Regions from separate parts of the Homo sapiens genome. Here region 1 is linked to region 2. A link is an interaction called in ENCODE POLR2A ChIA-PET data of the cell type or tissue named here. Cell type or tissue: A673. All regions are shown on one strand. Links, peaks and the distances in the headings refer to the core of each region. The heading gives the core; the rest is flanking DNA.

What was found. Peaks named below come from ENCODE experiments on the same cell type or tissue, not always from the same donor. Only the 100,000 strongest peaks of a DNase experiment are listed, where the experiment ranks them.
Region 1: POLR2A ChIA-PET joins it to region 2 with 11 read pairs; 1 of 35 experiments calls an interaction of 5 or more read pairs at or near these places.

The regions. Positions count from the first base shown.
Region 1 is chr9:121,657,108-121,669,414 of GRCh38, reverse strand. The region is part of intron 1 of DAB2IP (DAB2 interacting protein); the gene reads right to left. Among named protein-coding and RNA genes, the nearest start is that of DAB2IP, 12 kb to the right of the region's middle. In A673, for the core only: no CTCF peak of the experiment used is centred there; no DNase peak of the experiment used is centred there; H3K27ac peaks cover 950 bases.
Region 2 is chr9:121,254,389-121,266,695 of GRCh38, reverse strand. It overlaps a transcript of GSN not described here. Among named protein-coding and RNA genes, the nearest start is that of GSN, 7.6 kb to the left of the region's middle. RefSeq lists an enhancer at 4,890-5,389. In A673, for the core only: no CTCF peak of the experiment used is centred there; a DNase peak (open chromatin) is centred at 5,425; H3K27ac peaks cover 1,584 bases.

The DNA of each region.
Region 1 (12,307 bases), core at 4,809-8,808, 400 kb before region 2:
ACTTATTCAACTAGAGGTGTACTCTTGGTGGGTCTTTGGCTAGAGGGCAACTGCAGCTGGAGGATCCGTCCTATAGTTATGTAAGATGCAACCATCAGAGAAAACTGGGTTCTTGGGACTTCTCTGTACTGGTTTTGCAATTGCTTGTCAATCTATAATTATTTCAAAATAAAAAGTAAGGCTGGCTGGGCGCGGTAGCTCACGCCTGTAATCCCAGCACTTTGGGAGGCCAAGGTGGGCGGATTGCTTGAGGCCAGGAGTTCGAGATCAGCCTGGCCAACACTCAGCCTGGCCAGCATGGCAAAACCCTGTCTCTACTAAAAATACAAAAATTAGCTGGGCATGGTGGTGGATGCCTGTAAACCTAGCTACTTGGGAGGCTGACGCACGAGAATTGCTTGAACCTGGGAGGTGGAGGTTGCAGTGAGCCAAGATCCCACCACTGAACTCCAGCCTGGGTGACAAAGCAAGGCTCTGTCTCCAAAAAAAAAAAAAAAAAAAAAAAAAGTAAGGCTTACTATGGACCCTTTAAGCTGAAATACACTTGCTGTCTATGTGATTAATATGATGTTTTACTTTGTTTACATGTGCATGCACTTACATAGAAAAATATCATATTACACAGTAGCCAAAAACTTGTTATCAGACGTTCTCTTTGGAGAAGGGGACGGGCTATGAATGGAAACAGATGACTGTACAATTTCCTGAATGAAAAATAATTAAGACTTCCCAAAACTAATAGTAAAATTAAAATATAAATAGGTGATATGACTCAGCACAAATTGTACTCGATGAATACATCTGAAGAGAAAAGAATAGAAGGAAGAGAAAATACAAAATCAGAAAACAAAACAAAACAAATTAAAATCCACAACAGCCTGGGTGCAGTGGCTCACACCTGTAATCCCAGCACTTTGGGAGGCCGAGGCAGGAAGGCTGCTTGAGGCCAGGAGTTCAAGACCAGCCTGGGTAACACAGCGAGACCACCATCTCTAAGAAAAGTTAAAAATTTAGCCAGGTGTGGTAATGCATGCGTGTCATCCTAGCCACTTGGGAGGCTGAGGCAGGAGAATCACTTGAACCCGGGAGGCAGAGGTTGCAGTGAGTGGAGATCGTGCCACTTGAACCCGGGAGGCAGAGGTTGCAGTGAGTGGAGATCGTGCCACTGCACTACAGCCTAGCGACAAAGCAAGACTCCATCTCAAAAAAAAAAAAAAATCAACAACAGCTCAAATGGTGATATGGTTTGGCTCTGTGTTCCCACTCAAATGTCATCTTGAATTGTACTCCCATAATTCGCACATGTTGTGGGAGGAACCCGGTGGGAGATAATTTAGATCATGGGGGCGGTTTCCCCATAGCGTTCTGGTGGTAGTGAATAAGTCTCATGAGGTCTGATGGGTTTATCAGGGGTTTCTGGTTTTGCATCTCTCTCATTTTCTCTTTCCACCACCATGTAAGAAGTGCCTTTCACCTCCCGCCATGATTCTGAGTCCTCCCCAGCCACATGGAACCGTAAATCCAATTACACCTCTTTTTCTTCCCAGTCTTGGGTATGTCTTTATCAGCAGCGTGAAAACAGACTAATACAAATGGCCAGTTAGAAAAAGTGGATCTGGCTGGGCGTGGTGGCTCACGCCTGTAATCCCAACACTTTGGGAGGCCGAGGTGGGCAGATCACTTGAGGTCAGGAGTTCAAGACCAGCCTGGCCAACATGGCAAAACTCCATCTGTATTAAAAAAAAAAAGATGAAAAATTAGCTGGGTGTGGTGACGCACAACTGTAATCCCAACTACTCAGGAGGCTGAGGCAGGAGAATCATTTGAACCTGGCAGGCAGAGGTTGCAGTGAGCTGAGATCCCGCCACTGCTCTCCAGCCTGGGCAACAAGAGTGAAACTCTGTCTAAAAAAAAGAAAAAGAAAGAAAGAAAAAGTGGATCAGAGAAGTCCAAAGATCAGGAATCAGGAACATACCTGTGGGTGGGGAAACATAGCTCCCACGTGGAAAGTGAACTGGCTAGTGCTCCCCGAGGGAGGGGCCAGGTGAACTGAGCAGGAAGCCAAAGGTAAAAAACACCATGCAGGCCAGGCGTGGTGGCTCACGCCTGTAATTTACCCCAAAGTGCTTTTCCCCAGCACTTTGGGAGGCCAAGGTGGGTGGATCATTTGAGGTCAGGGGTTCGAGACCAGCCTGGCCAACATGGCAAAACCTGGTCTCTACTAAAAAGACAAAAAGTTAGTCAGGCGTGGTGGTGCACACCTGTAATCCCAGCTACTCAGGAGGCTGAGGCAGGAAAATTGCTTGAACCCGGGAGGCAGAGGTTGCAGTGAGCCAAGATGGCACCACTGCACTCCAGCCTGGGTGACAGAGCAAGACTCTGTCTCGAAAACAAACAAAACACACCATGCAACAAGTCATGGAATCTTCAGATTGTTAGAACTTTCCAGACGAAGAGCTGTCCAGCTTATGCCTCTGTGTACGTCTATTTAAGAGTGTTGTGTGTGTGTGTGTGTGTGTGTGTGTGTGTGTGTGTGTGTGTGTGTGTTGGGGCTGGGGATAGGGGATGAAGCCAAATAAAGAGTTTGCTAAAATAATGCATTGATAAATTGGCAGCTCTCCTGGCTCCCACTGCACACTTTTTCTTTTTAATTTTACTTTTAGTTCTGGGATACATGTGCAGAACGTGCAGGTTTGTTACATAGGTATACATGTGACATGGTGGTTTGCTGCACCCATCAACCTGTCGTCTAGGTTTTAAGCCCCACATGCATTAGGTATTTGTCCTCATGCTCTCCCTCCCCTGGCCCCCCAACCCGCCGACAGGCCCCGGCGTGTGATCTTCCCCTCCCTGTGATCTTCCCCTCCCTGTGTCCACATGTTCTCATTGTTCAACTCTCACTTATGATTGAGAACATACCACTGCACACTTTTTCTAGCTCAGCCTTTAGGCACGCCTCTCTGGGACAGGGAGGAGAGGTGTTGCTTGGAGGTTACTAAACCTTACCCACCTGTGCTACGCACAATAATGTTCCCCAAGGAACCATGCGTCCTAATCCCTAGAACCTGTGATATGTCACCTTCTATGGCAAAAGGGACTTTGCAGATGTGATTAATTTAAGGATGTCGAGATGAGGAGATTATCTTGGATTACCTGGGTGGGCCTAAAATAATCACAAGGGTCTTTACAAGAAGGAGATAGGCAGGTCAGAGAAAGCAATGCGATGATGGAAGCAGAGGTGGGAGTGACATGGGGCTATGAGACAAGGAACCAGGCAACTTCCAGAAGCTGGCAAAAGCAAGGAAATGGATTCTTCTCCAGAGCCTCAAGAAGGAATACAGCCCTGCTGACACCTTGATTTTAGCCCAGCGAAAATGATTTCAGACTTCTGTCCCCCAGAACTGTAAGACAATAACTTTCTGTTGCTTTGAGTTACAAGTTTGTGGTAATTTGTTACAGCAGCCACAGGCACTAATACATCCATGGATCCAGGCTCAACATATTCTAGTTACATTAAAGTAAAGATAGAGAGATACAGGTTCAGATCATCGTCTGATTCAGGACTATGGAATTTCAAGGGCTCCCATCTCTCCTCTTTCAAATCTACAAATGGCTTAATAAAAGAGAAGAGCTTCCTTTTAGAAATACCACACTTATTCCCATATAAGGTAAGCTTTGCTCTTTCTCCATAATGCACCTTTTATCAAAAGACATATGCGATAGAGCTTGAAAACCACAAAAATATAGGATACCTTGGTTGCTTCTTTCATAATATAGCTTGGAGATGTTTTCACATCTGTACACATGTTATCCTTTCATACAGTCACTCCACACTCTGTGTATTTTACCTTTAGTATAGGTACTAAGTACATCAGTAATACTTCTTTAGGGTATATAAATTCTAATTATAGCACTCCAGAGGGAACCATGATTATCAAAACCTAAATATCCACATGTATTATTTAATTCATCTTATTTTTCATTTCATTCATTAACTGTAAACTATTTTCCCCCCAAATTTCCACCTTAGTAATGTTCTGCACTTTTGTTCTTTTCTTTATTTATTTTCATTAGAGACGGGGTCTCACTATGTTGGCCAGGGTGGTCTCCGACTCCTGGCCTCCAGCAATCCTCCTTCCAGCCTTGGCCTTCCAAAGTGCTGGGATTACAAGCATGAGCCACCATGTCCAACCCATGTTTATTTGAAATCTATATTATTAAATTAGAACAACATGGCTATATGAAATAACAGGCTTATTTTTTCTAACAAATATAAACAGGCATAAGGTTTTAAGTGTGTACATACTGGCTTTTCCATATCATTTTGAAACTTTCTTTACCTTTCTGTATTTGACAACTTGGAAGTCAAATTTTAACTTATCTCCAAAGTTCTAATTTAATGATTTGATACTAAAGCAAAACTGAATTTCAGTCCTTTGTGTAATTTTTAGCCTCTAGAACAGTTGACTCAGACTGTATATAAGATCCTGTAGGGGACATGAGGTTATAATTTGGGAAAGCTACAAAGAAGATCATTTTATGTTCTAGAATAGATCATGATTTTATGTTCTAGCATAGATGATTTTATGTTCTACAATAGCACTAGGAAGTTAGCGGGAAGGGGAACTGATATAAACCTGAAGCTTATTCCATCTGCTACGCCATGGATCATAGAGTCCTTTGTCTCTGACCCAGGGGTCTCGTGTCTTCCGCCAGCACTCATGAAACTACTTGTTTAACTTGTTAGCTGCAAGTAAAGTAAAATCTCAGCCACTTCAGTGATTAGCCAAGAGCACCAAAATATACTTAATAAATTTAACACATAAGAGACTAATAACTCAGAAACTCTGCTGAGAGACATTAAGGATCTAAATAAAGAGATATACTACATTCAAGGCTTGGAAAACTCAGTATTGCTTAGTTGACATTTCTCCCCAAACTGATCCATAGAGTCAACGTAATCCCAATCAAAATCCAAAATAAAAATTTTGAGGACACTGACAAGATGAATTTTAAATTTAGATGGCAAACCAAAGGACCTAGACAGCCAAACAAAGTTGAGAAAGAAGAAACAGGTTGGGGGACTTACATTACCTGGTCTCAAGAAGTACTTTGATCTTGAAACATAGCTAATTTACAAAACAGTGTAGTATTAGCATAAGGATAGACATACAGATCAATGGAACAGAATAGAGTCTAGAAATAGACCCATACATACATGGGCAATTGATTTTCAAAAACAGTGCCGAGGTAAATTGATGCTGGAAAAGATATGTTTTTCAACAAATAGTTCTAAAAAACAACTAGTTGTCTCTATGTAATAAAAATGGATCACCAGGAAATGTGGAGAAACAGATCTAAGAGAGATAATGACTGTGCCACGTATTTGTATTTTTATCCTAAAATCGACTCCTGAATTAAGAAACATCAGCTCCACCTTTAATCGGAGGAAACTGAAGTTCAAACCATGACCACACAGCTAGGAAACGTTGAAAACAGGATTCAAGCCCGGATATCTCTGAATCTAAGGGTTGCCCCAATGTGGGAAAGGAATGGCACTGTGCAGAGATGAGTGAGAAGACAGTGCTCCCAAGTGACTCAGGAAGCTGAGTTCGCGCCTGGCCCTTGGCCTCTCTCTATGTCCCCAGGGCCCAGCTCAGTCCCAGCTACCTGGCAGAAAGAGATGAGGGATGTTGATTTCACGTTTTGGTTTTATGATGTTGAGTTTGGAGGTGGTACAGGTACAGTGTCCTGAGGCCATGGAACTATGATAGCCTGCTGTCTCCTAAAGGGAACTGGGATCGAGTTCCAATGGTCTGTAAGCTCAGGAGGTGGTTCAGAATCAGAGGAGGTTGCCCACTGCTGCTGGGGAGTGGAGTCTGGTGGGAGAGGGACATGGGGACAACTGTAGAGGGCTCAGCATCCAGCCCACCATTCCTGCCCGGAGGATCCTCAACATAGAGCACTCGGGGGCAGGGCACAGCAGCTGCTCAGAGGGGACGTGTTTGGCTTGGAGCTGGTATTCCAGAGGTGGGGCAGAGGTGCTAATGAGACACATCCTTCCCAGTTACATCCCAGGATGCTGGGTAGGGCCCTTCCGCAAGGACAGTGCAAGGGTTTGCTCCCTTGTTGGTCTCTGGTTGGCCGCGTTAATAGTCTGGTGTAGCCTAGTATAAATCCTACAAGGTTTTCAGCATCTGTCGACCTTGTCCCCAGGTTTTCCTTTTGCTTCTCTACTTGAGCTCCCTAACAATTGCTTTTGACAGCCCATGCTTCCTATTCCTTATCTCCAGACACGCCTCACTTCCAAAGAATTCCCAGCCTTCCAAAAATCTCTGGATTTCCTGAACACTCCAAGGATGAATTCACCGGCCCAAAGTCTTCTCTCAACCCTGAGTTTCTTTTTCCTTTTTTACTTTCTGAGGATTTCTAGTAATTTGAGTCGGCAGTGTCACTTTCCCCATTTTTTCTTCTGGAGTTTTCTTCCCACGATTCTTTTCTCTGCATCTGCAGGGCCCATTCCAGGGCTGGCAGAGAGCTGGCATTTACTCTGTGCTGCTGGAGTTCAGGAAACTAAGGAGGTCTCAGGGTGTCCATATGTGTTTGCTCCTCTCTGCCATGTGCAATTTCACCATATCCATTTTTAAACACACAATGCAATTCGACACACTTGGAAGCATAGGCTTCTATGTAAAAGCAGAAAGCACATGTAGGCAGGATACCCACCACCTTTAGGTGGCCAGTTATGCCTGGAGAGAGAGTAGGTGGCTTTAGCTGTATCTTGGGCGTCAGCAAACTTTCCATAAAAGGCCAGATAGCAAATATTTCAGGCTTACAAGTCCATATGGTCTCTGTCTCAGCTATTCAACTCTGCCATTGTAGCGTGAAAGCAGCTATAGACAATACACAAATGAATGAACATGGCTGTGTTCCAATAAAACTTTATTTATGGGCATTGAAATTTGAATTTCATATAACTCCCTATGTTCTCCTTCTTCTGACTTTTTGTTCCAACCCTTTAAAAATGTAAAAACTATTCTTGGCTCACAAGTCATACAGAAACAGATGAGGGGCTGGGTTTGGCCAGTAGACCACACTGTCCTGACTCCTTCTGGACCTGAATCATTTCTATTTCTAAGAAAGATAGAAAGAAAAGAGAAGAGAGGCAGGTATGGCAATGTTAAGGTTTGTTCAACCTGAGAGGTGGGTGTCTGCAATATTATTTTCTATGCTTTTCTGTTCTACTTTAGAATATTTTAGAATTTTCAAAAACTTAAAGAAAAGAAGGGGAAGGGCTGGAAATAACCCCCCAGTGATCCCAGAGCTTATTGGTGGGTGCTGGATTAAAGGTGATTTTTATTTTCTTCTGTTCTGTAATAGATATTTACTGCTTTTTGTAATCTTAGGAGTTGGGTTTTTTTGTTTTTTTTTTTCGAGACAGGGTCTTACTCTGTTGCCCAGGGCGGAGTGCAGTGGTGCGATCATAGGTCATCACAACCTGGAAGTCCTTGGCCCAGGCAATCCTCCACCCTCAACCTTTTAAACAGTTAACACCACAGGCCTGTGCCACCACAACAAAAAATTTTAAAATTTTCTGTAGAGATGGGGTCTCACTATTTGCCCAGGCTGGTCTCAAGCTTCTGGCCTCAAGTGATCCTCCCGCCTTGGCCTCCCAAAGTGTTGGGATTACAGGCATAAACCATGGTGCCTGGCCGTAAACATTATTATTGTTGTTGTTGTTGTTTCATGTAGATGGAGGGGTTTGGCCCAAACTGGTGGTCTGTCTCCCGGGGACCTTCCATAACTTCTGGAAGAGAGCCTCTTCCAGAATTTCCCCGACACACAGGAGCCGGAGCACTCCCTGTGCTAGTAAAACCGGCCCTTCCCTCTGCAGACAGCATTGCCAAAGTGGGGGAGGGGGGCCACAGCCTGGGTTCCCTGAAGCTCAGGGTCCCAGGAGAGTTCAGAGGCTGCTCCTGATGGGGAGAGACACTTACCCCACCCTGTGTGCTGCTAAACCTACAATTGTGAACAGGTTTCTAGATACCAGGTGGAACCATGACTGTATTGACAGTTAATGGGAAATCCAAGCTTCTCTTGCACCCCCATTTTCACCAAACTTCTCCAATCCTGTCCTATTCTGCACCCCACACCTCCTCTCCCCCAAATAATCGATCCCCTGCAGGCTCCAGCACCTTTCTCGCCTTCTCCTGAAGCTGCTCCCTGAAAAGCCCCTTGCCCAGTCTTGTGCCAAAACCCCTGCAGCATCAGCATCCAAGGCAGGCCCATCAGCCATGTCCACAGCCTGCCGGGCATCCCCCACCCCAGCCCTCAATGACCCTCATCCTCCCGCTTCTTCACGCCTTTCCAAGGGCCTTATCCCACCACCTTATCCCACCACCAGCTCCCACTCCTCTCGCTGTAAGGACGACCCCTGGACTTCTCCTTCGTGGGTGTCAGCCTACCATCCTGTGAGAATTCCAGGAACTAGTTCAATGTCTATAAATGAAAACTATGAAGTAGCATAATATGAGGGTGGGCCACACAGAACCACTGACTTCTTTTCTTGCCAAATATAGATGTTTAAAAAAAAGAACACCATTTAGTATGGTGCATACTAGACATTTATGTATTGCATAAAAGGAATGTTCTAACCCCAAAGAATCCAAAGACCATCATCTCAGAATAAAAAAGAGGCATCAAAATGGGTTACTGAAGTGAAATGGATGTTATGGGAAACTCGCTGCAATGCCCTTACAGTCCTCATTTCACCGCAGGCCAGGGAGAGATCGTGGCAGGAGCCCAGCACTGGCCCTCAGATGGCGGCATCCTCTCTCCTGTGTCAGCCCTTCCAAACTTCCCAGCTCCTCTCCACCTGCCCTCTGCCTTCCCCCATCCTGCACCTGCCGGCCTCCTTCAAAATTCCCCAGGAAGCGGACTGGCCTCCCTGCTCCCTCTTCCCACTTTCTTCTCCCTGCACCATACCAGTCTAGCTTGAGGGTTGTTAAGAGTTCTTTTCCTAAATCACAGCTCTGGTAAGTATAGTGAGGGTTAAACATCCTGGACTCTGCCACTCAGTAGCTGGGTGATGCTCAGCAAGTCACTTAACCAGTCTGAGCCTCAGTTTTCTCATCTAGAAAGTGGAGCTGATAACACCACCTGGGAGAATGATGATTTAAGGCAGGATGCATGTAAAGGACTTAGAAGAACCCCTGGTGCTGTGTAAGTGCTCAAGACATGGAGATCACTGTTATCATTCCTGTTATTTTCAAAATCCTTCCTTTGATTCCCAGTGGTCTGCCAGGGGCTGTTCTCCCCTCTTTGCTCACCACTCAAGGCCCTGCCTACCTTTCCAGTCACACCATCTGCTAACCTTATGCCAAGACTCTTCCCCTTGGCCTCTGAGCTCCCGAGGGCGGGGGCTGGCTATATCTGCTGTGGCAGCCCCTGGCACCCAGGTCACACATACTAGGTGGCTCGCTAAAGCTCTGCTGCTCTGAACAAGTACCAGTGAGACCTGTGGCAGCCTCTCAGGGTAGGGATGCCGAGAAACCACCTAGGTGGGTCCAGTCCCCACTGGCATCACGTTTTCTTTCTTTTTCTTTTCTTTTTTCTTTTTTTGAGACGGAATCTCGCTCTGTCACCCAGGCTGGAGTGCAGTGGCGCGATCTCGGCTCACTGCAAGCTCAGCCTCCCGGGTTCATGCCATTCTCCTGCCTCAGCCTCCCAAGTAGCTGGGACTACAGGAGCCTGCCACCACGCCCGGCTAATTTTTTTGTATTTTTAGTAGAGACGGGGTTTCACCGTGTTAGCCAGGATGGTCTCGATCTCCTGACCTCGTGATCCGCCCACCTCGGCCTCCCAAACGTTTTCTTTCTAGATCAGCCCTAACTGATTTGCAAGCAACCCCTCAGACTTTGGGTGAACAGCTAATAATGACAATTCTCCTGGCCTATAATGACACCCTATGCTGCATCATATCTATCTGTTACATGTGCTTCTGAGCCCAGAGATGTTCAGTGACTTGTCTGCAGTCACACAGCATTTATGACCTAGTCAGGACTCTGTACACGCTCCTAGGCCAAACTCTGTGTCCCCAGAATAGAGGTGTAAATGGATAGAAAAACCAAGCTTATTCCAGATTACCAATTTATTGGTTTCCAGTCTCCGAACCCAAAGTCCACAAATCTCCATGCCAAGCAGGACAGTAGGAAGGAGTCATCTCCGACTGCCCAGCACCCTTGGGCCCCACTCTCTCCTCTTCTCCCCTCTCTCCCTCATCAGCCAGGGGCTTGGGGAAGGAAGGCAGAGCCTCATGGCCCCAACATCTCCCTCCCTGTGCTCTGCCTTTTTTCATTTCACAACTATGTCGGCACATCGCCTCCAAAGGCCAAGGAAAAAGAAATAGCACAGCCCAGATGCCGATAGTACTCTCCTGTCTGTCAGGGAGAAGAGAAGAGGGAAATAAAAGCTAACAAGGCTTCCAAAAGCAAAATCCCCAAACCACCTCTCAGGTACCCAGCAGCTGTCAAAGTCAACACAGGAACCTGGCGAAGGGAGGAAAACCCATCCCCAATAAAACCCAGGCAGTTGTGGATCTGAGATTCGGAGACTGAGCACCGCCGCATTTCCAAGGGCGTGATGGGCGTCCTCGGTGGTGCTTCTCTGCTAACATACAGGTGGTCTGTCTAGACCGAGGAACCAAGCCTGTCTTTGCTGAGTATCGAGTCTACTTTTTTTTCTCGTTATTATTATTTGGAGGGCTATTGAGATTCCCTTGCTTCCTTATTTATGCAACTGGGAAATCACAGCACAGAGAGCTGCTTCCAAACTGAAGGCCACATGGGCCAATTTCAGATGGATAATTAAATATTGAACAAACGCTGAAATGCCTCTACTGAATCGGGATGGCTAAAAATAGCCACCCCGCCACTCCTAGAGCGGGCACGCGATACGTGGGCATCTCGGCTGCTCATTCTCAAACCCCTCCTCCCTGCAACTGTCAAGCGCAAGCTTCCAGGGAAACAGAGGAGGCAGAGGGAAATAGACTCCCCGAATACCTACTTAATGGAAAACAAAACTTCAGCTCCCAGCAAGCTCTGAATGTTCCTGACCAGGAAATACTCTCCCTTTCCTGACATTTAACCAAGTGGCCCCGAGAGGGAGGTGCAGGGGAAATATCACAGCCATTGCCTTTCTCTTAAAAATAGTCAAAAGGCTTCATGTCATTTCTAAAGCAAAACACGTATGCAGCCTGGGATGTGAGCGTGTTTGTGTCAAGTTCAACAGTACACGGGAGTTGAATCGCCATTCTCTCCCCGCAGAAGACCCAACCAGGAGCCCAGGCACTTCAGTTTCCCTATCTGGGCTCATCTTAGGGAAAGCAACAAACTACACCAACACCGAAACAGGATACAAAGGGATCTGAGTTCCAGACCCGGATTTCTCGTTAACATCTTTAGGTAACCACGGGCAAGTGGCCTTGGCTCTGTGGGCCTCAGTTTCCCCAGTTGTCAAGGGAAACAGTTGGCTCCTGGTACTGGAGCCATAAGTATCCATCTCTCCAACCTCCCCATTCAGCAGCTGGGCAAATAGGCTCCAAGCCCCTCCCTGTACCCCCAGGTCTTAGTAAGTACAGAATTAAATAGAAGGATGGAGATAGAAGAATGAAAACCTGAACCGCTGAGATGAGGAGCATGCCCTGGGTCCATTCCAGCGCTCTCTGAGTTGCAGCAACCAAGAAAGTTAGAGGGAGCCCTGGGGCTTCTGAGCATGAGCTTTCGAGTCCAGTGGACTGGGTTCAAACCAGTTATTTCACCACCCCGACAGGAAAATGCAGAGGAAATATCACACCCAGAGCTCCGTTTCCCACCTGGTAAAGGAAAGTGACAACAATAACCCCTACCTGCTAGGAGGATTGGAGAACTGAGATGAGACATGAGGTAATCAGGGGGAGCTCTTGGCATGGGGCCGGGCACACATTCAGCTTGGTGAAAGGGAGCTGTTCTCTTCCTGATTATTAAAGATGATGAGGGTGGGTCAGGAAGGACAAAGGCAAGGGCAAGAGGCTGACATTCCAGCAGATTCACTGGGGCCTGTGGCCTCCTTCGAGGACCTAGAGAGCTCTGGGGATTAGGCCTCAGGTGTCTGCCAGGCTCCAGGGACCTCACACCAGGGGACTCTGAACCCTCAGCACTAAGGGCTTTGGTGGAGAAACATGGCTGAGGCCCTGAGACCTGTCGCATGCCCTGGGAAAGGGCATGGTTGGCAGGTCATGAATGACAGCAGGATCCAGGGGGCAGGGGCA
Region 2 (12,307 bases), core at 3,643-7,642:
CCCACAGAAAGGGTTAAGTACTCTCTGGAGGTCACACTACTGATACTGTGCAGTCTACTCTTCTATGCCTGAGTCCTTGGCCCTCGCTTCTTTGCTCAATGTCTTATGTCACACTCTGCCACCTTTCCTGGCTTGGGAAATTCTGCCCAGTTCCACTTTCTCTGAGAATACAAGCAAGGTATCCACCCCGCAGGGAGGCTCACACCATCTCTGCTACTCTCTGCTTTCTCCAGAGGCTGCCTGGGGCCCAATGCAAGGCTGCTGGGGAGAAAAGCAAAAACACAGGCTTATTTGGCTCTGGAATCTTTGATTACAAGCCCCGGCATACACATGCCTTGGAATTATCTAACATATCATTTCCAGCCCCAGCAACTGCTCTCAGACAAAGGGAGGTGGAACTCTGAATCTGTGTCCCCATAGAACTGGAGAATACCACATCACGATGGAGGAAACATTGGAGAATGTCTGCTCCAACTCCTCCCTTTAGAGATGGAGAAACTGAGGCCAGGAGAGCAAAAGGGTTCACATTCTAAGCTAGATCTAAGGTTCCATATTCTAAGCTGGGTCAGATGCCTACCCATAACCCTGTAATTGCTCCATTTGGTGGCTGGAGAGGAACATGGGAACAGGGTATCACCAGGAATCATTAGAAATGATAATGAAGATAATGATGATGATGATTGATTGATGATGATTGTGATGATGATAACCAATACTTACATGGGAGTGCTCCTCTAGGAACACTTCTAGAAATCTCCTGGTGCTTTGCTTTATGACTCAACATGTGTATTTTATAGCTGGCAGGATATATCAAGTCTGCCTTTCATGGATGCCTAGAAGTCTTCTTGGTATCCTGTCTTCATTCCTTTCTAGATACCTCTTTGTACTTCTCCCCCCATTGGATCTAGGTAAGGTAAGGCCTGTTTGTCCTGGATCCTCACCTCAGAGTGAATGTCTTGCTGATAAGGATCTCCTCTGATGGAAGAACTTTGATATCTTCTTTTGCCAGAAGACCACCTCCTTCCCAGAGTGAGGCTGGGGAGAAATGAAGGCCACACACAGGCCAGGCATTAGACAATCTGGGGGTACCTGCTCTCTCCTCTGAGAACGCCTCTTCCCACCCAAGGGGATGGCCCTCACTTGCACCCAGGTTTGTACTGTAACCTTCCCCCACAACACAGTTGACAGCATGAGGAGTGGACGGCAGAAAAAAGCTGGACTATTAGAATTTGGAGCTGGAAGTTGAGACATGACAATCATGGTTAATTAACTGGGTCTGTGAGGACCAATGATCTCTGAAGGCCAAGGCTGCCATTTTGAGGTGGCCATCTTCCATCGTATTCACAGAGAAAGCCAATGAGGCTCGTTAAATGACTAGAAGGGTGTCGCAAAACTCACAGAGGAGATGCCTGGGCTGGGCAGCCCAGGAGGCTTCAGGGTTCAGGGGCTCTTCTGATTACAGACCTCTCCTGGAGCTGGCTTCAGAAAGAGAAGTTATCAGCACAAGTATTTGTTGAGCATCGAATGCCTTGTAGTTTGTCCCTAGAAGCAGAGGATGAGACAGGGATTTCATACAAGGGATTACTTGAGAGAGCACTCTCAGGAGATCCTGAAATATCCCATGGAACACTAGGGCAGGGGTGCAGCTGGGCCTCAGGATCAGACCACAAGCAGGACCTGAGTACTAAAGGGAACCCAGAAAGTACTCTCTCCCCCATCTTTCATCTCTGCCTGTCTGCTCACATCACACAAGCATTTCTGCTTTCCAGAAAATGGCTTTTACCAGCAGCAAGCTGGAATCTTTGTTTGTAGTCCACATTCTAAGTTGGATCAGATGCCTACCCTTTATCTAATTAACTCTGGCCCGAGTGACAGGGTCCTACTGCACAAACCTGGCTGCTCCCACTGTAACCTGTGGGTGGAGGGGGTGCACTTCCCAGAGAAAAGGGGAGGGGAAGCCAAGCAGAGACAACGGCTTGGATTCAGTCAGCCTTGAAAGGATGGAAAGAATAAGAGTGGAGGTGAGGAAGGGAACAGCATCTTCTGCTAAGAGCACAGAATAAGCAAAGGTGTGGAGGTCAGAGAAAGACAGAGCTGGAAGAAGGAAAGGAGACTGTTATTTTCTCCAGCCTCGGTCCCCTTTAGTGTTGTGCTAGTGTTGTGTTCTTAAGAACTGATTTAGTGTGTTTAGTGTTGTTTTCTTACGAACTGATTGCTCAATTTCCATGAATTTTTGTGGATTTTTTTGAGACAAGATTTCACTGTCACCCAGGCTGGAGTCAGTGGCACAAACATGGCTTCCTGCAGCCTTGACCTCTGGGCTCAAGCAATCCTCCTGCCTTAGCCTCCCAAGTAGGTGGGACCACAGGTACATCCCACCAGGCCTGGCTAATTTTTATGTTATTTGTAGAGATGAAGTCTCTCTATGTTACCAGACTGGTCTTAAACTTTTGGGCTCAAGAGATCCTCCCACCTCAGCCTTTGAAAGTGCTGGGATTATAGGAGTAAGCCATCACACCTGGCCAAATTTCCATGCATTCTTACACCCAGCTGTATTAAGGCTGTATTAAGCACAGCCTTCAATAACAATCTATATAAACTTATAATTAAGTAAATTATAAATTGATATGGTCTGGCTCTGTGTTCCCACCCAAATCTCATCTCGAATTGTAATCCCCATAATCCCCATGTGTCAAGGAAGGAATCTGGTGGAAGGGAGGTGATTGGATCATGGGGGCAGTTTCCCCCATGCCGTTCTCATGATGGTGAGTTCTCATGAGACCTGATTTTTTTTTTTTTTTTTTTTTGAGATGGAGTTTCCCTCTCGTTCCTAGGCTGGAGTGCAATGGCGCAATCTCGGTTCACCGCAACCTCCACCTCCCAGGTTCAAGCGATTCTGCTGCTTCAGCCTCCTAGTAGCTGGGATTACAGGCACCCGCAACAACGCCCGGCTAATTTTGTATTTTTAGTAGAGACGGGGTTTCTCCATATTGGTCAGGCTGGTCTCGAACTCCCGACCTCAGGTGATCCACCTGCCTCAGCCTACCAAAGTGCTGGGATTACAGGCGTGAGCCATCTTGCCCAGCCGAGACCTGATTCTTTTAGGAGTGTTTGGCAGTTCCTCCTTCACACACTCTCTCTCCTGCCACCACGTAAGACTTGCCTGCTTCCCTTTCCACCATGATTGTAAGTTTCCTGAGGCCTCCCAGCCATGTAGGACTGTGAGTCAATTAAACCTCTTTCCTTCATAAATTACCCAGTCTCAGGTATGTCTTTATAGCAGTGTGAAAATGACTAATACATAAATAGAGGTAATAAATTCTCAAAACTTAGTACTTCATAATTATTTTACTATATTTCACTATTATCTGTGCTCTTATTTTCACCATTTATCTATATGGTAGAAATACTGTATAATTGTGTGCAATTGCATTTCTACTCGCAACTCCACACTCAGTGACATCATGCTGGTAGCCCAGTCCCCACGGTGGGAATATTTACACCATGGAGATCAGGAAAGGCTATAAATCAGGGTTTTCCTTCTCCCTCCACCAAGAGCCTTTCGTTTAACATTTACCAGCACACCACTGCTCAAAACCTGGGCTTCCCCCATTCGACTCACTGCATTCAGATTGTCCATTTATGTGTATATCTCATTAGACTGGCAGCTCAGTGGAAGGAGAAAATGTGTTTGCTTGGTTTTCCGACATCATCCCAGTGTCAAATAGTGCTTGGCACAGAGCAGATGTTTAGCACGTTTTTATTGGATTAATGAATTGGTGAATGAGGAAAGTGACCACAGATGGGTTTGGTCAGATAGAGTGATTGGGGACACTACGGGAGGACTCAAGAGAGGGTTGCTCTTTGAATTTCAAGAGCCATTATTCTAGACATGTTCTGAATGCCCCAGGCAGGAATGTGTTTGTCCCACTATTTTAATGAGAACTTAAAACTTTGTGTTCCATATAAGCACTGCCAGCTCAGCCCTAAGACTTGGATTCCTAGCAGCTATGATTCTGTAATTATGCCCAATAAATGCCAGTAAGATGCTAAACAGCATAAGCATCAGTGACTTCACTGTTACACAGCAGAGGATTTCCCAGCTAGCCAGCCTCCCAGGTTAGATTTTTCAGGAAAGAGCAAAACTGCCTGGAGGTTCTTCCTCCACAGCTTAACAGAGCTGGCCCTATGACAGTGGCATGCATAATAATAACTAAAAGCATAATTATAACTGCCACATTCTGAGTGCTTACTCTATGCCGGTCACTTTATTATTTCAATTAAGCTTGACAATTGCCCTCTAAGTTAGGTATTCTTGTCTCCAATTTTACAAATAAAATAAATAGGCTCAAAAAGGATAAGTAATCTGCTTAAGCTTCCACAGCTAGGTGAGTGGTAGAGCTGGGATTTGAATCCAGGTCTGTCTCCAAAGCCCAGATTCTTTCTATAGCCAGAGTGAAAGAAGGCCAAGGGAAAGGTAAGGTCTTTTCCATGCTCCCTTCTCAGGATCAAGAATTATTTAATTTCATCTCGACAACGTTAGGATCTGATGTTAGGCCCCTCTCTGTACACTTCATATAATGGTTGACTACAGCTCGTTGTTTCTTTGTATGGAAGGTATTTGGAGCTGTTCAAGAAATGTGGAACTACTCTCAGAAAGATTGTGAACTGCTGTGCTTTAGAAACAAAAAGTAATTCATAAAATCCCTTAAACACACCCACACCAAAAAAATCTTGGAGATGGTGCTATTTTTGTACTCAGAGGCCTTGAAGGACAGGACACCCTGAGTTACTCAACCTCTCTGAGCCTTGGTTTCTTCCTCTGATGATAATATCCACTCAAAGAATTATGGGGAAATTAAATGAATTCTCTGTGTCAAGGCCTCAGGCATATAAAGGGCTCTGTCAACAGTGGCTGGTGTCATCATGGGAACCCCCTAGGTACGGGCGTGGAGGTGTTTAAGGTGAATGAGCTTGAGCCAGTGTGTCAGGGATACAGGGTACATCCACTGAGTTACGGGAGACCAAGCCATATGGCAAGATGGATGGGTCTTATAAAAAACGGGAGGAAACCATATTCATGGATGCCTGCTCTGGGCATTATCTCCTCCAAAGCTGACGAAAATTTCTCAGATTGGAACTACTCTCACTCCCAGTTCATAGATCGAGAAACTGAGGCACAGCAAGGTGAAATCTCTTATTTACATTTCACAACTAGGGAATGGCAGAGCTGGGACTGGAACCCAGGTTTTGCTCCAAAGCCACTGCCTTTCATGTGGGGCTGGGAGCATGCCAGGCTGAATGAAGGCACTGGGCAGGAGGAAGCTGTCGCAGGCTCACACAGGAGACTGACACTGTTGGAGCAAAATCAAGACGTTTCCTGTGGAGGGGCACAGGGGCCCACAGCCCTAACAGCCCATGCCTGCCAGGGATTTAGCAGGAAGAGCTGGCTTTTGTTCTAGATGAATCAGCCCAGCTGTTTCTGAAAGCCCAGCCCCACTCTTCTGGGCTCAGCGGACCAGAAGGCATTCAGCTGTCCCCGCAGGCCACCAGTGGGATGGGAGGGGGCAGTACTTTGTACAGTGGACTGCACCATTTACAGAGAGTTATATTATCACAACACCGAACAATGGGCTTTTCAAATGTTGTGCTGTTTCTTGGAGTTGAAACACAATCGGGCCAGCAATGCATTACCTTCTTAGGAATTTAGAGAAACTTAAAACAAACAAACAGACAAACAAACAAAAAAACTGATGATTGGATTAAAGTTTCAGTCCAAAGTTGATCTCCCTCCTTTCTCCTCCTCCCCTTCCACTTTCTCCTTCTTACATTCCCTTCTCCCTGTTCTTTTGCACTTCTGTTTCTTTTTCCTGGTTTTTCTCCTCTCTCATCACTGTTGTCAGCAGTAGCAGACTTTGCTGTGAAGTTCTAATAGCTTTGCCCAGGGAAGTAGAACATCCGAGTTCCACCCCGTGTCTCCTCTACCTTGCAAATGACCCTGGGCAAGTCATCCACTCCTCTGAGTCTCCATTGTGTCATCGGCAAACTGGGACAATAGAACAAAGTAACTCCAAGAGAGATTATACCTGGCTCATAAAACCAGGAGCTTTTCCAGCCCCTGGTTGTGCTGCACTAGCCCCAGCACAGGTTTCCTGTCCCAGGGAGAACCAGAGAGCATTTGTCTCATAAGATCCATTCAATTGCCTTTCAAAACGTTAGCTCTTAGGTCAAGTCACTCTAGGTTGTCTTACTTTACATCTGGAATTTATAAGAATGTCTTCAAAAATGCACAGTGCAAATGCAATCACTTCACTTAATTTTTTCTCAAACCAAAACCACCAACTTGAGAAATCAATACCTAATGAGCAAGAAGCACGTTTCCCCGATGGAGATTTCCTCTCCTCCTGAATGCTCCCCAAATTCTGAGGCTGAGGCAGTCCCAGCGAGAAGGGGTTCATCCTGCCACACCAAGCAGGCAGTCTAGAGTTTTGCTTTCTCCCTGGCGCAGTCTTGCTGCTTTGACCTTGACCTCAGCCAGATGACCCTGCAGATCCAGGTCTCTAGGTGAGCCCCCTTGGGGTCTCAGGGAGCTGTCCAGCTTCCTCTGTGCTTAGTCCAGACTCACGCTCAGCTTCTCACACAGCCATTCTCCAAAGTCTTAGCTGGCTAGAAATCTTATATCAAATTTGTTTGTATACCTGTCCCTCTTTCTTGTCTCCAGATGCCCTACATGTCCCCCTGTAGGGATGGGGGAGGAGCCTTTAAACAGTTTAAGGTGAAGTACCCCAGAAAGACTTTCAAGCCTGTTTTTCCCTAGAGCTGAAGAAGAAAAGCAGTTAAATCTTCAGCAGCAAGCTGTGATCTCTCTTTTAAAGTATACTACTTGATCATGGCATAAAATATTAATACAGCAGATGCAGTCTGGCTTCATGAGACCCACGAAAGGCTCTGGGAATCCCCGGTGCCAACAGTCACGGCTCTTAAGCTCTACTTTTTATCACTAATCCAGACAAGCTCTGAGCTTCTTTAGCCTGGCGTTGGTGGCCACACATGATCTGGCCTTGCTTTAACCCTCCAGCCTCATCTCATCCCCTTCCCACCTGAACCCCATGCCCCTATGCCACAGAATCCTGCTGGTTCCTGTCAGGTCATGCTTTGTATCACCCCAAAACCTTCAAACCTTGGCACCCCAGCTCTCTTTCTTGGGACTGCGTGTCCTAATACTTTCCCCCTGTTTAACTCTCCTTTATTTTTTCAGGCTCAGTTTTAGAGGACCCTCCTTGCAAAGCCTTCCCTGTCTCCTCCAGGGTGTATTACATTAGCAGCCCCTCCGTGGTTTCACAGTTCCTTGCACATGCCTCCATCATAGTACTTTCTGGACCATTCTGCTGAAATAGGCTCCCCTGTCTCGTTATTCTCCACTCCAGAACTCTGCTTAATTCCCTTGTAAGTGATGGTTATTTGTAATGATTTCATTACTGGGTTGTTTACCATCTCCCACACTAGACTTCGAGCTCCCTGAGGGCAGGGCCAGATATCTCAATCTCTGCTTCCTGTGAAAATGCCCAGCACAGCACCCTGGACAGATCAGACCCTCAATACACACTGAATTGAATGAATTGCACTGACACTTATCACACTGTGGTATACTTACCTGTTTATGTTTCTAGCTCTATCAGTGAATCCCTCATGGGCAGGGACCAAGTCTTGTTCACTATTGTGCTCCCAGTGCCCAACACAGAACTTGGTATACATTAGGAGACTAGTAAATGTTGAATGAATGAATGGATGAATGAAATGAATAAAGAGATGAACTAACATGAAGGCAGGATGAACAGATGATCAAATAAAGAAATTCCAAGTAACCTTTCTGAAGAAACTAATTGATATTTTTTACTTTTACTATTTGAAATAAATATCAGTCTCTTCTCTTGATTCTGCTCACTTATGCTGCTGGGAAAAAAAAAAAACTTGTAATAGAATTGGTCAAGGCTAACCTTTAAAAAACAATCACCACAGAAATCCAATAACTGGAGTAGCCTTTTAACGAGTAGGCAAGATGTTGATATCAATTTACGTTAATTAGTAAGGCTAAGATACCTTCTCAAAATGTCTGCTTCTGCAATCTTCTAGATTTGTATCAGATATCACCCCTTAGTCTTTCCAAGTTTCATATTTAAAAAAAAATCAGTAACTACTTAAATATCTTCAATATAGTTTTTTTTTTTTTTCTGATAAGGAGTCTCACTCTGTCGCCCAGGCTGGAGTGCAGTGGTGCAATCCCGGCTCACTGCAACCTCCTCCTCCTGGGTTCAAGCAATTCTCATGCCTCAGCCTCCTGAGTAGCTGAGATTACAGGCACACACCACCACGCCCAGCTAATATTTGTATTTTTAGTAGAGACAGGGTTTCACCACGTTGGCCAGGATGGCCTTGGCCTTGAACTCGTGGCCTCAAGTAATCCGCCTGCCTCAGCCTCTCATTCAATACAGTCCTTATCTTTAAGTAAAGTAGCCATATTTCCCCAAGTTCCCTGAAATCAGAGCATAGCACCAGATATAGGACTGACAACAGTCTGACACTGTAAACCGAGGACTGCCCTAGAATACTCCGGATGGGTAGTCAGCACACCCACAGATGTTTCTATTTTTACACAGTTGTGATCATCACATTTAAGCAATTATAGACTATCATTTTTTCCTCCTTACATTATTAAGCAAACATTTTTCCATGTTGCCATATGTTCTTTATACTTTTTCTGAACAAGTCATTTAACCTCCTGAGCCTCTGGCTTTTTGTTTTGTTTCATTTTTTTGTTTTGTTTTGAGACAGGGTCTCACTCTGTTACCCAGGCTGGAGTGCAGTGACGCAATCTTGGCTCACTGCAACTTCCACATCCCAGGTTCAAGTGATTCTCCTGCCTCAGCCTCCTGAGTAGCTGAGATTACAGGTGCACACCAACACACCCACCTAATTTTTCTATCTTTAGTAGAGATGGGGTTTCGCCATGTTGGCCAGGCTGGTCTCGAACTCCTGACCTCAAGTGATCTGCCTGCCTTGGCCTCTCAAAGTGCTGGGATTACAGACGGGAGCCACCACATCTGGGTGAGCCTCAGTTTTCTCACCTGTAATCACTTCATCTCCAGGGAACCTCCCCTAGAATTCTTGAGAGTTCAATGAGCTAATGGAAGGGGTTATTCTAGCAAGTAAGAGTACAGGTTTCAGGGGTCACATACCTTCGTGGAAGCCTGGCTCTGAAAATTCCTTATTAGGTTAACTTTGGGAAGTTACTTATCATCTTTGATTCCCGATTTTCTCATTTGCAAACTGGAAATTATAGTGCCTTATGCAGAGAATTGGTATGTGGATTAAATGGGCTTTTTAAAATGTATGTGTAATATTTAACCTAATGCCTGACACATGGTAGGTCTTAATAAATTATAGCTACTATTATTATAGTTACTATTAATTATCATACTTTTCTTTTCCGTAGAGTATATATATAATGATTACTTGACCTTTATCAAATGATTTCCTGTTTCTTACTCTTTTTTTTAATTGATAAATAATAGTTGTACATATTTTGGGGTACAAATGATATTTTGACACATGCATATACAATGTGTAATGATTGAATCAGGGTAATTTGGATCTCTATTGCCTCAAACATTTCTCTTTTTTGTGTTGGGAACATTACAAATCTTCTGTTCTAGCTATTTTGAAATATACAATAAATTATTGTTAATTATAATTTACTGTACTATCAAATTCTAGAACTTATTCCTTTTTTTCTTTTTCTTTTTTTGAGATGGAGTCTCATTCTGTTTTGCCCAGGCTGGAGTGCAGTGGCACGATCTTGGCTCACTGCAGCCTCTACCTTCTGGGTTCAAGCGATTCTCCTGTCTCAGCCTCCTGAGTAGCTGGGACTACAGATTTCCGCCACCACGGCCAGCTAATTTTTTTTTTGTTGTTGTATTTTTAGTAGAGATGGGGTTTCACCACGTTGGCCAGACTGGTCTCGAACTCCTGACCTCAGGTGATCCACCTGCCTCAGCCTCCCAAAGTGCTGGGATTACAGGCATAAGCCACCGAGCCCAGCCTAGAACTTATTTATTTTATCTGACTGCATTTTTGTAGCCTTCAGCCAACTTCTCTTCATCCTCTCTTCCTCCTTACCCTCCCCAGCCACAATTCTACTTTCTACATCCTCGAGACCCATGGTTTTCACTCTCACAGATGAGTGGGAACATGCAGTATTTGTCTTTCTGTGCCTGGCTTATTTCACTTAACATAATGACTTTCAGTTCCACCCATGTTGCTGCAAATGACAAAATTTCATTCTTTTTAATGGCTAAATAATATTCAAGTGCATATATACATCACGTTTTCTTTTGGCTCCTTACTCCTATAGGTAATTTCTGCAAGGTATATCCTCAGGCATACAATGTTTTTCTTCTCAAAAAAAGAAAATCTCTTCAGATTAAACAGATTAAACTCCCAAGAAAAGCCAGCACAGGCACATAGCCTTCCCCTCCCGCTCTTACTTGGTGAGCTCTTGATTTCTTAAGACCCAATTCAAAATATCTTCCTCTAAAAAGGCTCATTTGACCCCCGAAGAGAGTAGATCTCCCCCAGCCCCACTTTACCGAGAACTCACCATCTCTCTCATAGGTATCTCTAAGTCCTCTCCCTCCAAACAATTCCCTCATGACCCCAGAAGGATTTTTCTGGAAATCATGTAAAGCACTGTGTGGGAAAACAGAATTTCTTGATGTCTAGTTAGAGTGTAAATTGATGCAAGATGAAAAAGGACAATTGGAACCGCTATTCTCTATGATCCAGCAGTTCCACCCCCAGGAATTTTTCCTACAGATGTACTCAAATGGGCAAAATGGCATATTTACAAGTTATTAATCATTGCTTGCAATAGCAAAATAATGGAAATCACCTAAAGGTTCACCAAAAGAAGATTATTTAAATAAATTTATTTAAATAAATCATAATACATGCATACAGTAGAATGCCATTCCATTATAAACAAAGAAAGTGGAAATCCTTATGTAGTAAAATGGGGGCATTCTCAAGCTATATCTATATTTTTATGTGTATGGAATATCAGCATATGTGTTAAAAATAAAGAGGGGAAAGAATAGATACATGAGCTAGGCATGGTGGCTTATGCCCATAATCTCAGCACTTTGGGAGACTGAGGTGGGAGGACCACTTGAGGCCAGGAATTTGAGACCAGCCTGGGAAACACAGTAATATCCCGTCTCTATAAAAAATACAAAAATTAGCCAGGCATCGTGGCGCACGCCTACTCCCAGATACCCAGGGACTAGGTGGAAGGATCACTTGAGCCCAGGAAGTTGAGGATGCAGTGACTGTTGTGCCACTGCACTCTAGACTGGGTGACATAGCGAGACCCTGTCTCAAAAATAAATAAATGGCCGGGTGCGGTGGTTCACACCTGTACTACCAGCACTTTGGGAGGCCGAGGTGGGCAGATCACAAGGTGAGGAGATGGAGACCATCCTGGCTAATACGGTGAAACCCTGTCTCTACTAAAAATACAAAAAATTAGCCGGGCGTGGTGGCGGGCGCCTGTAGTCCCAGCTACTCGGGAGGCTGAGGGAGGAGAATGGTGTGAACCCAGGGGGCAGAGCTTGCAGTGAGCCGAGATCACGCCACTGACTCCAGCCTGGGCGACAGAGAGAGACTCTGTCTCAAAATAAATAAACAAACAAATAAATAAATAAAATGAAGATATATGTATTTGCTTGTACTTACGTAAAATACTTTTGTAAGGGTATATAAGAAACTGGTAACACTGGTCACCCCTGGGGAGAATACTAGGTAGCTGGCAGGCAGGGCAAAAGGAGATTTTTCTGTGTATATCCTTTTGTTGCTTTTGAATTTTAAACTAGATATATGTATTAGCTATTCAAAATAATAATAATAACATTAGAAATAAAACGTGGTGGAGACACAAACATATTGCTACGTGTGCTCATTGCTAAAAGGGCTAGCAGAAGAATTCATCTTTGGGAGAAAATTGCTCTTTCAGAGGAGAGAAAAATCTTTCTAAAGGTCTTTTGGTTGTGCAAAGCCAAAGACCAGAGCCTGGTCTGGAGAAGAAAGGTTAAAATCATCCTAAAGAGAAGTATGACCTCTTTAGGTAAAGAGGCTCTGCTTTTAAATAATTCTTTCCTCCTGTGTGGTGGACCCCGGAGACAGGAGTCTGAGGGAGCAGGAACTTGGGAGAGAGAAAAGGGAAGAGAAAGAACTTACATTTAAATAAGAATGA